Regions from separate parts of the Homo sapiens genome. Here region 1 is linked to region 2. A link is a contact called in ENCODE Hi-C or POLR2A ChIA-PET data. All regions are on one chromosome and are shown on one strand. The core of a region is the stretch at or near the end of the contact, and the rest is flanking DNA. Distances in the headings are between cores, read along the strand shown. Region 1 has its middle 5.9 kb from the start of C9orf152. Region 2 overlaps PALM2AKAP2 (PALM2 and AKAP2 fusion).

Region 1 (7,190 bases), core at 2,098-4,597, 99 kb before region 2:
CATGCAATTATCAGTTAACTTGCTCTTCACTTCTGTCCCCACCACTGGACTGGAAGTTCCATGAGGATAGTGTCTGTTTTATTCACTATTCTATACTTAGTACTGTGTCTGGAATATTGTAGTGGCTGAATAAGTACTTGTTGAATGAATAAAAGAATCCTGACTTCAAAACCAAAAGATGGGGGCTGTTTTTTTTTATTTGTTTATTTTTTAGTTTCTGGGACAGGGTCTAACTCTGTCTCCCAGGCTGAAGGGCAGTGGCACAGTCATGGCTCACTGCAGCCTCAGCCTCCTGAGCTCAAGCGATCCTCCCAAGCAGCTGAGACTATAGGTGCACACCACCATGTCCGACTAATTTTTGTATTTTTTGTAGAGAGGGGTTTTGCCATGTTGCATAGGTTGCTCTTAAACTCCTGGGCTCAAGTGATCCACCTACCTCGGTCTCTCAAAGTGCTGGGATTATAGGCATGAGCCACCACGCCCAGGTGGCTGTTATAGTACATTGTGTTTTGTCATTGGTAAAACTGTTTTTAAATTTTGTAATATCTGTTCTTAGGTATTTTAGATGAATTATTAAATTTGATTGTCCCATAGTGTTCCTTCAATATCTTTTATAGGATATCTATTGGGGAAATCTCTGTTCTTTTGTAGAAAATTGACAGGCATTGTCAAACTAAAATAAATAAGGACCTCCTTATAGATTAAGAGCTAATTTATTATCTTGGTAATGGGTATTGTAATTATCCGGAGGAATTTGTGGATTTATATTCAACAAACGCTGACCTCATGCCAGACACTGTTCTAAAGACTGCATCCTTACAAAGTTTCTATTATTAGGTCCATTTTACGGATGAGGAAACTGAGGCACAGAGATAGTAAGGAACTTGCCCAATATATCACAAGTAGTAAATTGAACAGCTGGAATTCAAACTCAGGTATTCTGGCTGCGAACTCCAAATACATAATTGCTATGCTGCCTCTAAATTTCACTTAATGATTTTATACAATTATTACAAAAAGCAACAGCTTCATTGGTAATGATTCTGATAGGACACAGAAAAATAAATCTGGGAGAACTTCTGTGCATTTTTTCTAATTGACTTTCAATCCATTTGAAATAATAGGGATGGGAAAAGAATTACAAATAGGTCAGAAGCTGTTGTTTCCTGTCCAAATCTTGTTTCTAGCCAGGGAGTTATTTTGCCAGCACATGATGAAAAATTATAAACTGTAATCCCCTTTCTAAAAGACCAAACACACTAACCAACTAACACACAAAAGCCAGCCTGCTATAGGGCAGAGCTCTTGGAATATCAACAGAAAAGCCAAAACATACAATGCAAAAATCTTTCAGTATCATCAAAATGCAACACAATTTCAGCCAAGTAAGTTTTGCAATAAAAATAACATACAACAATCATATGACCCAGTAATTCCATTCCTGAGTATATACTCCAAAGAATAGAAAATAGGTATTTAAACAAAAACTTAGCATGAGTATTCATATCAGCACAATTCACAATAGCCAAAAGGTGGAAACAACTCAAATGTCTATCAGTGAATGAATAGATAAACAATAAAAGATATATCCACACAATGGAGTATTGTTCAATCATAAGAAAGAGTGAAGTGTTGATATATGCTACAACATAGAATGAACCTTGAAAACATGATGAGTGAAAGAAAACAGAACAAAAAGTCACACACTGTATGATTCCACTTATTTGAAATATCCAGAGTAGTCAAATGTTTAAAGGAAGAAAGCAGAGTGATTGCCAGTGGCTGGGAACAGAGGGAAGGGAGAATGACTTCTTTTTTTTTGAGTCTCACTCTTTCACCCAGTCTGGAGTGCAGTGTCTCCATCTCGGCTCACTGCAACCTCCGCCTCCCAGGTTCAAGAGATTCTTGTGCCTCAGTAATCCCAGTAGCTGGTATTACAGGCGTGCACCACCATACTCTGCTAATTTTTGTGTTTTCAGTAGAGACGGGGTGTCTCCATGTTACTCAGGCTGGTCTCGAACTCCTGACCTCAGGTGGTCCACCTGCCTCAGCCTCCCAAAATGCTGGGATTACAGGCATGAGCCACCGCTGAGAATGACTTCTTAATGGATATGAGGTTTCTCTTTGGGGTGATGAAAATGTTTTAGAAGTAGATAGAGGTGGTGATTGTACAACATTGTGAATGTACTAAATGCTGCTGAACTGTTTATGTTAAATGGTTAAAATGGTGAGTTTTCTATAGTGTGAGTTTTACCCCACATAAATAAAAAGCTCAACCTACAACCAATTTTAAAATAAAACTTACCTATGTTTTAAGACTATAAAATATTCCATTTTTATGTACAATGACAACCTACAAAGATTTCTGCATCCTTTTGGTTAAAATGTAACCAATCACCAAGTGCTATCATTTGTTTCTTTTGCCTTGTGTATTTGCTAAGTGGATAGCAAAGATCAAAGAACTTTCAGAAGAGATATAGAAATACAGCCAGATACAGCTAAGATCTCTTTGAACATGATAATAATTGAGTGTGCTGAGCTGTGTCCCAAAGGTCTATAGAATAATAAATGCAAAAGATATCTTGGGTGAAAAGAGTCTGAATTATGCAGCATAACTTTTTTAAACATTCCCTCTATTTTCTTGAGTCTTGCTATTGCTTGGTGATTTAGGAATTAGGATGGGTGGCTGTACTGTGGATTGCTTATTTCGATATCCATTTAAATCTTTTATCTTACAAAGGCTGGGGAGCTTTTAAAAGCTACATTTCCCAGATTTCCTTGCAGTTAGGATTCTGGACATGCTTTGGGTTGAGCAATCAGCTGTGCTTTCCTAAGATTCTATGGGCAAAGAGGCAGGATGCAGGCGCCCATTTTGTAGGTGTGGTTCATGGCCCAGGTGGTGTGGTTTGGGGGCAAAGAGCTGTCCTAGAAGTTTCCTAATTTGGCAGGTGGTTTTCCTGTTCAGCAGCTTCAGCAGCAGTGGTAGTATACTCATACATAATCAGAAATATTCCAGTTATCTGTTGCTGTGTAATGAACCATCCCCAAACTTAGTGACTTAAAACAAAATTTATTATTACTTCTCATGGTCTAAGCATAAACTGGGCTCAAGTAGGTAAGCTTCCCTTGGGCTCTCTTATGACGTTACATTCAGATGTGCACCGGGCTACAGTTATTTGATGGCTCAACTGGGCTGGATGTCCTGGGGTCTCACTCTCTGGCAGTTGAAGCCAGCTATTGGCTGGGAATTCACCAGAATTTGGTGGCTGACGCACCTACCGTGACACACCTCACTGTGTTGTTCAGGCTGCCCATGACGTGGTGTCCAGGCTCAGAGGAGGCACATCCCAACAGTCAGCATTCCAAACAGCAGGAATCAGAAGCTGCCAGAAGCCGCAGTTAGGGCTACACCAGGAACAGACACAGAGTCATTTCTACCACATTCTGTTAGCCAAATGATACCACTCAACCAACTCACACTTAAGAAAGTGATACAGGCTCCACCTCTTGATGAGGGAATGGCAAGCTCAGTTGCCAAAGGGTATATGAGATGAAAGATAGTGTTTATCCATCTTTGGAAAAACTACAAGGGTAGAGGAAGAGTGGTCTGGAGGCCTAATGTTGCTCTTCCTGCTCTGCTAATAATTTTACCAGCACCAATTCCCCATGTGAAATCTCTTTCTGCTTAAATTAGCCAGACTGGGATCTGTTGACTACACCTGGATCCTGATCAAGGCTGGAGGTGGGACTTTACTGTCCCCAGGCAAATAGCATTCCAATATATTACTCTGTATGTAACTGGCATAGAGCAGTGACGCTCCGGAGAGGAAAAGCATTTGGAGTTGGAAAGTCCCTTGCTGAGTTTCAAGTTTCCCATCTGGAAAATGGGGATGATAATAATAATAATTTGGCATCTACTTTATAGAGTTAAACAGATTAAATGAGTCAACACATGCGCAATATTGTCACGTGCCTAGCACCTGGAAGGCAATGCTTGATGAAGTCCGTTTTGCTTGTTTGCTCAGCTCAAGCCGGCTCCCTCTCTTTGGTAATCGCTCTATCTGCAGGCACAGTGAAGTTAAGTAACTGGCCCAAAGGCATACTGCTAAGAGAGGACATCTTAGGCCGGGTGTGGTGGCTCACGCCTGTAATCCCAGCACTTAGGCCGAGGCAGGTGGATCACCTGAGGTCAGGAGTTCAAGACCAGCCTGGCCAACATAGTGAAACCCCATCTCTACTAAAAATACAAAAATTAGCCGGGTGTGGTGCCACGCAACTGTAGTCCCAGCTATTGAGGAGGCTGAGGCAGGAGAATCGTTTGAACCCAGAAGGCTGAGCTTGCAGTGAGCTGAGATCACGCCACTTCACTCCAGGCTGGGTGACAGAGCAAGACTCCAGTCACTTAACTAACCCAAAGGCACACTTGACTCTAGAGAGCAAGGGGAGAGTAGCTAAGAATAGGGAAGATAAGACGCAAACCCGCATAGTCTAGCTTCATAGTTCATGCTCTCAATCCTTACACTGTACCACTTTTTAAAGCTGAGAACTGAAGGTGTTTACAAGTTAGCTAGGGGACATGTGGTTGCTGCCAAGGATGGAAATATAATGAAGATACGGTTGAGGTGAAAGTAAGTAAAGGAGTGTTCTAGAAGACAAAGAACAGCACATACCAAAGCTCCAAGGAGGAAAAGACATTGGTGGAATTCAAGAAATTCCTTCAGAGAAGGCTAAAGCGGTGAGAATGCTTTTCTCCCCTCTTTCACATCATGGCACACCTAGAAAATGACACTATTTGTATAGATCACTGGAATAAATGCAGAAGCTGTTTGTGGCTGGAGACACCCGGCCCAGGAGTTGTGGGTCTCAGTCATAGGCATATCTGGAACCCACTTATAGGAAATCTTGTCTAGAAAGTAGAGAGCAAGGGGAAAGTTGACACAGAGACTGGAAAGGTGAGACAGACCCAAGACAGGCACAACCCCCTGGGCCATAAGAAGGATTTGAATGCGAGTTTGAGTGTATTGGGAGGCCACTGGAGGATTTAACTGGGAGAGAAGCCATGAGATCCAATTTGCTTTGTGTCTTTTGGAGAACACTAACTGCTGTGAGGTCAAAGGATCAATGGATGAGAGGACAGGTGTGGAAGTGGGAGGGAGGGGACAGGTAAGAGGCTGTTGCAGTAGTCTTGGAAAAAGAAATGAGGACAGCATAGGCTAGGTGGATGACAGTGGAGGTGGAAAGAAATACATGGATTTCAGGTATCTTTTTTTTTTTTTTGCAATTTCTTCCTCCTAGTTCAAGTGATTCTCCAGCCTCAGCCTCCCAGTGGCTGGGATTACAGGTGCCTGCCACCACGTCTGGCTAATTTTTTGTATTTTTAGTAGAGACTGGGTTTCACCATGTTGGTCAGACTGGTCTTGAACTCCTGACTCAGATGATCCACTCACCTTGGCCTTCCAAAGTGCTGGGATAACTGGTGTGAGCCACCGCACCTGGCCGGATTTCAGGTATCTTTTAGAGCTTGTATCTCCCAGGCCTAGAGATGGTTTGGGTGTAAAAGGTGAAGGAGAAAGGATAGTAATGTTTCTTCTCTCACAGTGTTCTCATGAGAAATTAAATTTAATTTTGTCCAGGTTCCTCAAAAAAGCTAAACATAGAATTATTATATAGTCCAGCTTTTCCAAAAGAATTCACAGCAGGAATGCAAACACACACTTGTATATCAATGTTCATAGCAGCACTATTCCCAATAGCCAAAAGGTGGAAACAACCCAAATCTCCATCAACAGATGAATGGGTAAACAAACTGTGGCCTGTCCATACAATGGAATATTATTCAGCCATAAAAAGGAACGAAGTTCTGATGAATGTTTACAACATGAATGGGCCTTGACAACATGTTAAGTGAAATAAGCCAGTCCAATATATTACAAATATTGTATGATTCCACTTAGGTTGGGTACTAAAGTCATAGGGACAGGAAGTATAGTAGAGGTTGCCAGGGATGTAGGGAAGTGGGGAGCATTATTTAATGGGTACAGAGTTTCTGTTTGCGATGATGGATACGCTGGAAATAATGGTGATTGTTGCAGGGCACTGTGAATGGATGCAATGCCACTGAACTGTACACTGAAAAATTGTTAAAATAGTCAATTTCATTTACACAAATATTACCATAATGAAAAAATTGATCATTTACATAGAGTGATTAGCACATATCTGACCCACTGCAGTTTTAGATCAATGGTTATAACTATTGTTTTCATATGTCTAGCCTAGCCTCTCTTTTTTCAGAGAGGAATCTCCCTTACTCTTAAGGCTGAGAGCTTTGAATTTTTTAGTCTGTCTGCCCTGAAGCACTTCTTGACATCCTGAGTCCTTCTTCGTCATACTTGGCTCTCCTGTGGACACTGTCATTCATACACCTGCAAATCACAGTCCACTCCATAGGACAAGGTCCCCTCCTCATTGGAACCAGAGAGAAGAGAGCACAGGGAAGCCTCCATCCCTTGCAATCTTGCCCTCTTGATTCTCTAAGGCTAGATCACTAGGCTTCAGGGATGGGATAATCTCAGAGCGAACTTATTATAGGGGAGAGGAAAAGTGAAAGAACAGGGTAACTCAAGTTTTCCTGGAGTCTCCAGTGGAAAGAACTCCAAACTGAAGTTCTTCACAAGAACAGGATCCACCACTCCTGTCCTGCCCCCACTGTATACTGGGCTGACCCAGCCTGCTGCTCTCAAGCCAGCTCCCTAAGGGATTCCTTCTTCAAGTCTCTGAGTCTCTACCCACCAATGACTGGTCTTTGTATGGACAGGGTTATTGTCTGAGTCATTCTCTCTGGAGTGGTACCCCAGTTGTGAGTGATACCTGTTGCCACTCAAGTCTCACAGAATAGCTGGATCCCCTGGACAGGAGTGGACCTGGAGCCTCTGGTCTAAGTTATTTTACTGGAAGCTCCAGGGAGGGCTGTAGGGATGCTGGTTCCGGTAATGAACTAACCTGCTACATTAAGCACAGTCTTATCTCTCAACCAGAATGGGACATTTCATGTTCCATACAGTTTACATATATACAGAAAAACAAAATATTCCCTAGAATCACAAGACATCTTATTCCTACTCCAGCGTCTCCAGCCCTGAACAACTTTGAAGCTTATTTCCAGTTCCTCTGAAGGATATACCTGGATA
Region 2 (6,922 bases), core at 3,100-5,599:
ACCTGGGGCCCTTCTCTGTAAAATGGCATAATACCACTGCTAACTTAGGGAGCAGTTGTAAAACATGACATGCTCACCACAGGGCTTGCCATACGGTAAAATGATTCAACCAATGGTGGCTCAAATAGAAATAAACTAGGAAAATATTCACAACTCACGTTATTATAATGGCTTGATGGTGTTAAAATATAAAGGACCCTTGCAATCGATAAAAAAGGTCAACAACCCAAACATAAAACTAGACAAAAGATATGGATAGACGGTTCACAAAAAGAAATATAAACTATTCTTAGACATACAGAATGACTCTCAATCCCATTTATAAAAAAGAAACACAAAAACTACAAGTTTTCCACCTATATATTAGTTATCAGCATGTAATGAGAGAGGTACCCTCATCCAACTCCATAAAGTTGGATGGCAATTTGGCAACGTGGACCCCACTTTAAAATACACAATGCTTTTGACCCAGTGGTTATACTTCCAAGAATTTATACTACAACCATAGAAGCACACGTAGAAAATGATCTATACACAAGGATCTCCAATGCCGCAATCTTTGCAATAATAAAAGACTAGAAATAACCTAAATTAATAGGGAACTGTTATCTTCTTTTTCTTTTCTTTTTTTTTTTTTTTTTTTGAGATGGAGTCTCGCTCTGTCACCAGGCTGGAGTGCAGTGGCATGATCTTGACTCACTGCAACCTCTGCCTCCCGGGTTCAAGCAAATCTCCTGCTTCAGCCTCCCGAGCAGCTGGGCCTACAGGCGCCCACCACCACACCCAGCTAATTTTTGTATTTTTAGTAGAGACGGATTTTTACCATGTTGGCCAGGATGGTCTCGATCTCTTGACCTCATGATTTGCCCACTTCGGCCTCCCAAAGTGCTGGGATTACAGGCGTGAACCACTGTGCCTGGCCTGATGTTTTCATTAAATGGAATATCATACAACTTTAAAAGAACAGAAGAACTCCCAGCTCTATGATAATTTATATGTAGCAATCTTCAAAATCTACTAATAAATGCTATGGAACATTTTATAAAGAGCACGTTACCTTTGATGTTAACAAACATGAATATGAATAATCTTATATGTACATATTTTTATTTGTATATATGTAGGTATGTGTGTATCTATATTTGCATATTCATAAGCTATCCCTGGAAGGACACATAAGAAACCGATCACAGAGATTTTCTCTGGAATGGGGAAGGGAGTCACTGGACATCAGGTGTAGGTAAGCTTCTATTCACTGTGTTCTTTTCTACACCTTTCCAATGTTAGAATATGTGCATATATTAACTTCTGAAAAAAGGAAGTAAGCATTTAAAAAATACAGAGAGACAGGTGGGAAAGCACTAAAAGGAAATATGGCACTCCTGATGGGTGATTAGGCACCTGGAGGAGATAAATTCACTCTCTACAAGTCAAGAAGGCTGGGAGCAGTGGCTGATACCTGTAATCCCAGCACTTTGGGAGGCCGAGGCGAGCAGATCACTTAAGGACAGGAGCTTGAGACCAGCCTGGCCAACGTTGCGAAATCCTGTCTCTACTAAAAATACAAAAAATTAGCCGGGCGTGGTGGTGGGCTCCTGTAGTCCCAGCTACTTAGGAGGCAGAGGCAGGAGAATCACTTGAACCTGGGAGGTAGAGGTTGCAGTGAGCCGAGATTGTGCTACTGCACTCCAGCCTGGGTGATAGGCAAGACTCCATCTCAAAAACCAAAATTAAATTAAATAATAAAATAAGGATATAATTTGTGTGTGTGTGTGTATATTTCTGTATATATACATGGAATATATATATATAATATATATTCCATTTTATAAAAAGATCAGTTCCCTATTAATTTAGGTTATTTCTAGTCTTTTATTGTTGCAAACATTGTGGCATTGGAGATCCTTGAATATAGATCATTTTCTACATGTGCCTCCATGGCTGTAGTAGAAATTCTTGGAAGTAGAACTACATACACACACACACACACACACACACACACACACACACAAAACGACATATATATATATATGTATCTTACACTATATATATACACTTTATTCTATATACATAGTTTGCCCTCTCTCTATAGTTCTCTCTCTCTCTCTCTCTATATATATATAGCTTATCTGTGGCTGCTGTGGTTTCAATGTGTCTCCCAAAAATTCATGTGTTGGAAACTTAATCCCAAATACAACAGTGTTGAGAGATGGGACCTTGAAGAGGCGATAAGGTCATGAGGGCTCTGACCTCACGAATGGTCAACCCAGGAATGGATTCATTATCAAAGTAAGACTGGCTCTCTCTTGTCTCTCACAGGCTGTATGCTCTTTTGCCCTCTGACCTTCTTCTATGGGATGAGACAGCCTCCAGAAATGTAAGAACCAAATCTCTATTCTTTATAAATTACTCAGACTCAGGTATACTCTTTCAGCAGCAGAAATTAGACAAAGACAGTGGTTAACCCTGGAGAATAGGAATGGGGAAACTCAGTGCTAAAGGGGTGATGAAAAGCTGAAGTGGAGTCCATGGTTTTTATTTCATAGAGATGTGGATTATTGGCAGGGTACAGTGGCTCGTGTCTGTAATCCCAGCACTTGGGGAGGCTGAGGTGGGAAGATAACTTGAGCCCAGGAGTTCGAGACCAGCCTGGGCAACATAGTGGGACCCCATCTCTACAAAAAATAATTTTAAAAAATGAACCGGGCATGGTGGCATGAACCTATAGTCCCAGCTACTTGGGAGGCTGAGGCCGGAGGAACACATGAGCCTGGGAGGTTGAGGCTGCAGTGAGCTGTGATCACATCACTGCACTCCAGTCTGGGCAACAGAATGAGACCCTGTCTCAAAAGGCAAACAAACAAGAAACAAAAACAAAACAAAAACAAACAAAGATGCATATGACTGAGCATGTATTAGTATTGTAATTGGAAAAGCAAGGATTGAGAGTATCATACATAAATTAAAAAGTTACAAATTCAAGCTTTAAATACATTTAGACTTTTAAACGGCCAGGGCTCATCTACTTGTTAGGTTTTACAGCACCTCTGATCTCCATTTTCCATCCACATATTAAAAAGTGAGGTCTTTCATAGAGCCACAGTGAACAAATGTGTACCAAAACTTGGCCATCTCTTGAGGAGGTTTTGCTTTCTGGCTGTAATTTATTATCTGTTTAGGAGTACTCTCACTCTACACAGCTGTATGACAATATCACCTTCCGTTTTCACTGAAGATGAGTTATTGGCTCACTGCTATACATAGACATTTTCCTTCCAAGAGCTGCCTGTTCCCAGAAAAGTTGTGAAACACGCTGTGAGTAACCAGATTCCCCCTTGGGAATCAAATGTCGTAGAATTTCATGAACTATGTCACAGACAGAATATGTCATAGGAAAATCCCATTGAAGAATTTCCCAAGGACTGATCAGTCAAGTAGAGAACAAAAAATAGGAGGCCGGCTTATCCATTATTCTAAGCAATAGTCATTTTTTTTTGTTCCATTTAACTTAAATGTACAGGAGAGTCAATCTAGTAATCTCCTCACCTACCTACAAGGTGCGCGTGCACGCGCACACGCACACGCACACACATGCGCACACACACACACGCACACACACACGCACACACGGGCTCATTAAATTTGAGTCCCATTTTTTCTTTTAGTATTTTAAAATTTTGAGTAGTTTTAAAAATAATATTTTGGGTTTGTTCAATCTAGTCTTCCATAGGCAAAAAGCACCATATCTCTTATTAATGTTTAAAGTGAATGCTGGGGCTTGGAACAGAATGTAACTCTGCACTTAGGCAATCCCAAATTCCATACTGATTATGTATGGGATTCCTACCCTTCTGTTACTCAATTCCTATCCATCCGGTGGAGCCTGAGGGTCTAAGGTCAGTGGTGGACTCTATGGGAGCTGAGTCCAGGGAACAGAACAGGTCTCTCTCGTAGATTTACCCACCATGTTCTTCCCTGCTCAAAGGCAGGTGTTACATGGCAAACCTTCACTTCTCCAAGACAATGTTCACAATGCCAGAGGAGAAAGAAAAACCATCAGAGATGCTTTTTCGATGAAATCATTGGTGAGTTCTAAGAACACTTAACAAAAGGACCTACCACTTTCCAACAGGAAAATGGTTTGATCTGATGGAATCAGCTACCTATTGATTGCAGGGAAACTGGTGGAAGGTTCTAAAAGGTTTAGAGATCCCTGCACAGAACCACCCCCACGATCGTGGATATCAGCATCACTGTGAATTGCCACCCACTCTGGGAACTCATGAATAGTCTTGTCTCAAGTTTCTTCAAAAGCACAAAGCCTCATGTGAAGCCAGGCTGTGCAGCAAACAGAACTCTAATCCAATTCACTCTGACACACTCTGGCAGGAAAAGAGAACTCGAGGAAAGTCCAGATGGTCAGTCTGAGAGTCCTGCTCCACTAGGGTTAAGTGGTAATTCTGGATCAGGACAGGCACTGGGGACACTGGCCTGATGAGAAATAGGACACGGCAGGCAGCCAAGGGGCAATGAAGACTCGAGCCAGGGCCGCTAATTTTTCTCCCATCTCATGCAGCAAACGGATGCCACTCTCTACAAGGGATTCTGAGCATGGTACCAGAGGTGCACTTGTGGTTTAAAGAAAAAGATATTTGCCCTTGACACTGACGACCTGACCCTGGTTCTGACTGTGATTCTGCCCCAGCCCTGGCCTTTACCCAGAACCAGGGGGACCACATGGATTCACACCTCTCTTGCCTATAGCTCTGCTCTCCCAAGCCCACCCTGGACCAGCACTGCTGGACCATCCTCTGGGAAAAGTTTAGGCAGCCAGACTCTGGGAGCAGCTGAGGGCTGGTCAGCTGTTTCCGTCCACTGCTTTTACGGCTCTGAATGCCAGGAAGGAACCTCTGCAGGAGAAGGAAAGCATGGAATTTCTCCATTCACCACTGGGATGCATGATAAGCATAAGCCAGCAGGGATACGGGGAGCAGTGGGGAGTCGTGGGAGGGTATTTTACTTTGTGCAAAGAAATGTGCTCCTTCTCTTAATGCAAACGAAACCGACTACTACCTTCTCTCATTTATGAAGAATCTCTCTGCCCGACTGTGGAATCCCAGGAGCACAGCCGGATGGTTGAGAGCCAATAAGTAATACTGATTATGGAAACAGGATGAAGTCTGAGAACCAGAAACAAGGAAGGGATCGCCATTTGCTTGCAAAGCCTCTGCTTCATCCTGTTTACCCTCCAGAGACCCTCTTTGATCCCAGGGCTGCCTGCTGTTGACCGTTTTGCTGCCATAGGTTTTAGACTCTTTGTTCTACGTTTGTTTATATGTGGTAAAGTGATACGGTGGGAAGTACACAAATCTAGAGAAAAGCAGGTCAGGGTTTGTGAATCCTTGGGTATCATAAACTGATTGTGTGATGCTTATGCAAGGGATTTTCTCCTCCCTGAGACTCTGGGTCATCATCTGTTAAATGGGTATAATAAGTACTGAAGTGAGTCAAATAGTGCCCCGCCCCAAAATTCATGTCCACCCGGAACCTCAGAATGTAACACTTGGAAATAGGATCTTTGCGGATATAATTTGTTAAGATGAGATCATACTGGGTGAGAGTGGGCCCCAAATCCAGTGACTGGTGTCTTTATAAGGGAAAGAGAGGGCATGCAGATATACACACAGAGGAAACTCCATGTGAATCTGGAGGCAGAATTTGGAATGATTCATTTACAAGTCAAGAAATGTTACACATTGCTAGCAACCACGAGAAGCTAGGAGAAAGGCATGGAACGGATTCTCCCTCAAAGCCTCCAGAAGGAACCAACCCTGCCATCTGTAATTTCAGACTTCAGGACTCCTGAACTGTGAGAGAACAAATTGCTATTGTTTTCAACCACGTAATTTGTGAGAATTTGTTATAGCTGCCCTAGGAAATCAATACACCTACCTTCTGAGGCTGTTATGAGGATTTCCAAGAGGACAGAATGTGAAGGCAGCTGGCCCCACAATGGGAACATGGTAGGACTTCAATGCCAGGTAGTTCACTGTTGCCCTCTACTCTGGCCACAGGCTAATTATAGCATTTTTCGAGCCTTCTCAGAGGTGGGTTGCCCCAACATATTCATGCTTTTTAAAACTTGTAGACAGGGCCGGGTATGGTGGCTCACGTCTGTAATCCCAGCACTTTGGGAGGCCGAGGCAGGTGGATCACCTGAGGTCAGAAGTTCGAGACCAGCCTGGCCAACATGATGAAAACCCATCTCTACTAAAAATACAAAAAATTAGCCTGTTGTGGTGGCAGGCGCCTGTAATCCCATACTCCCAGCTACTTGGGAGGCTGAGGCAGGAGAATTGCTTGAATCCGGGAGGCAGAAGTTGCAGTGAGCCGAGATTGTGCCACTACACTCCAGCCTGGGCAACAAGAGCAAAACTCTGTCTAAAAAAAAAAAAAGTCCAGGTGCAGTGGCTCACTTTGGGAGGCCAAGTTGGGCAGATCACAAGGTCCACAAGGTCAAGAAATCGAGACCATCCTGGTCAACATGGTGAAACCCCATCTCTACTAAAATTACAAAAATTAGCTGGGCATGGTGGTGCACGCCTGTAGTTCCAGCTACCCGGGAGGCTGAATCAGGAGAATCTCTTGAACCTGGGAGGTGGAGGTTGCAGTGAGCTGAGATCGCACCACTGCACTCCAGCCTGGTGACAGAGTGAGATTCCATCTCAAAAAAAAAAAAAAGAAAAAAACAAAAACAAAAACAAAAAGACAAACAACAACAACAAAAATAAAAACCTGTAGATAAAACAGAAACAGCAAAGAATACCTGTGGAATAAGGGCATATCAACCAGCAAAGGCTGCAGGCTTATCGACTGCCCAGCTGGAGCAGAAGCATACATGTATGCTGTTGTACACAGAAGC

Evidence for each region. A loop is a pair of places that touch in the nucleus more often than their neighbours do. ChIA-PET counts read pairs that join two places held with the same protein, here RNA polymerase II (POLR2A). Pooled maps may share reads with other maps.
Region 1: a loop to region 2 is called in a map of HepG2, with 18 times the contacts of the local background. The contact joins two enhancer-like sites. A Hi-C loop is called at or near these places in 1 of 168 maps with a recorded cell type or tissue (HepG2) and 1 of 50 pooled maps. POLR2A ChIA-PET finds 5 or more read pairs at or near these places in 2 of 52 experiments (H1 and MCF 10A).

The regions. Positions count from the first base shown.
Region 1 is chr9:110,210,433-110,217,622 of GRCh38, reverse strand. No RefSeq gene overlaps it. Among named protein-coding and RNA genes, the nearest start is that of C9orf152, 5.9 kb to the right of the region's middle. Within about 2 kb of position 3,347, at least 6 of the 41 ENCODE cell types and tissues checked have a DNase peak (open chromatin) inside an H3K27ac peak, as active enhancers do.
Region 2 is chr9:110,113,063-110,119,984 of GRCh38, reverse strand. The region is part of intron 7 of PALM2AKAP2 (PALM2 and AKAP2 fusion); the gene reads right to left. Among named protein-coding and RNA genes, the nearest start is that of C9orf152, 92 kb to the left of the region's middle. Within about 2 kb of position 4,349, at least 16 of the 41 ENCODE cell types and tissues checked have a DNase peak (open chromatin) inside an H3K27ac peak, as active enhancers do.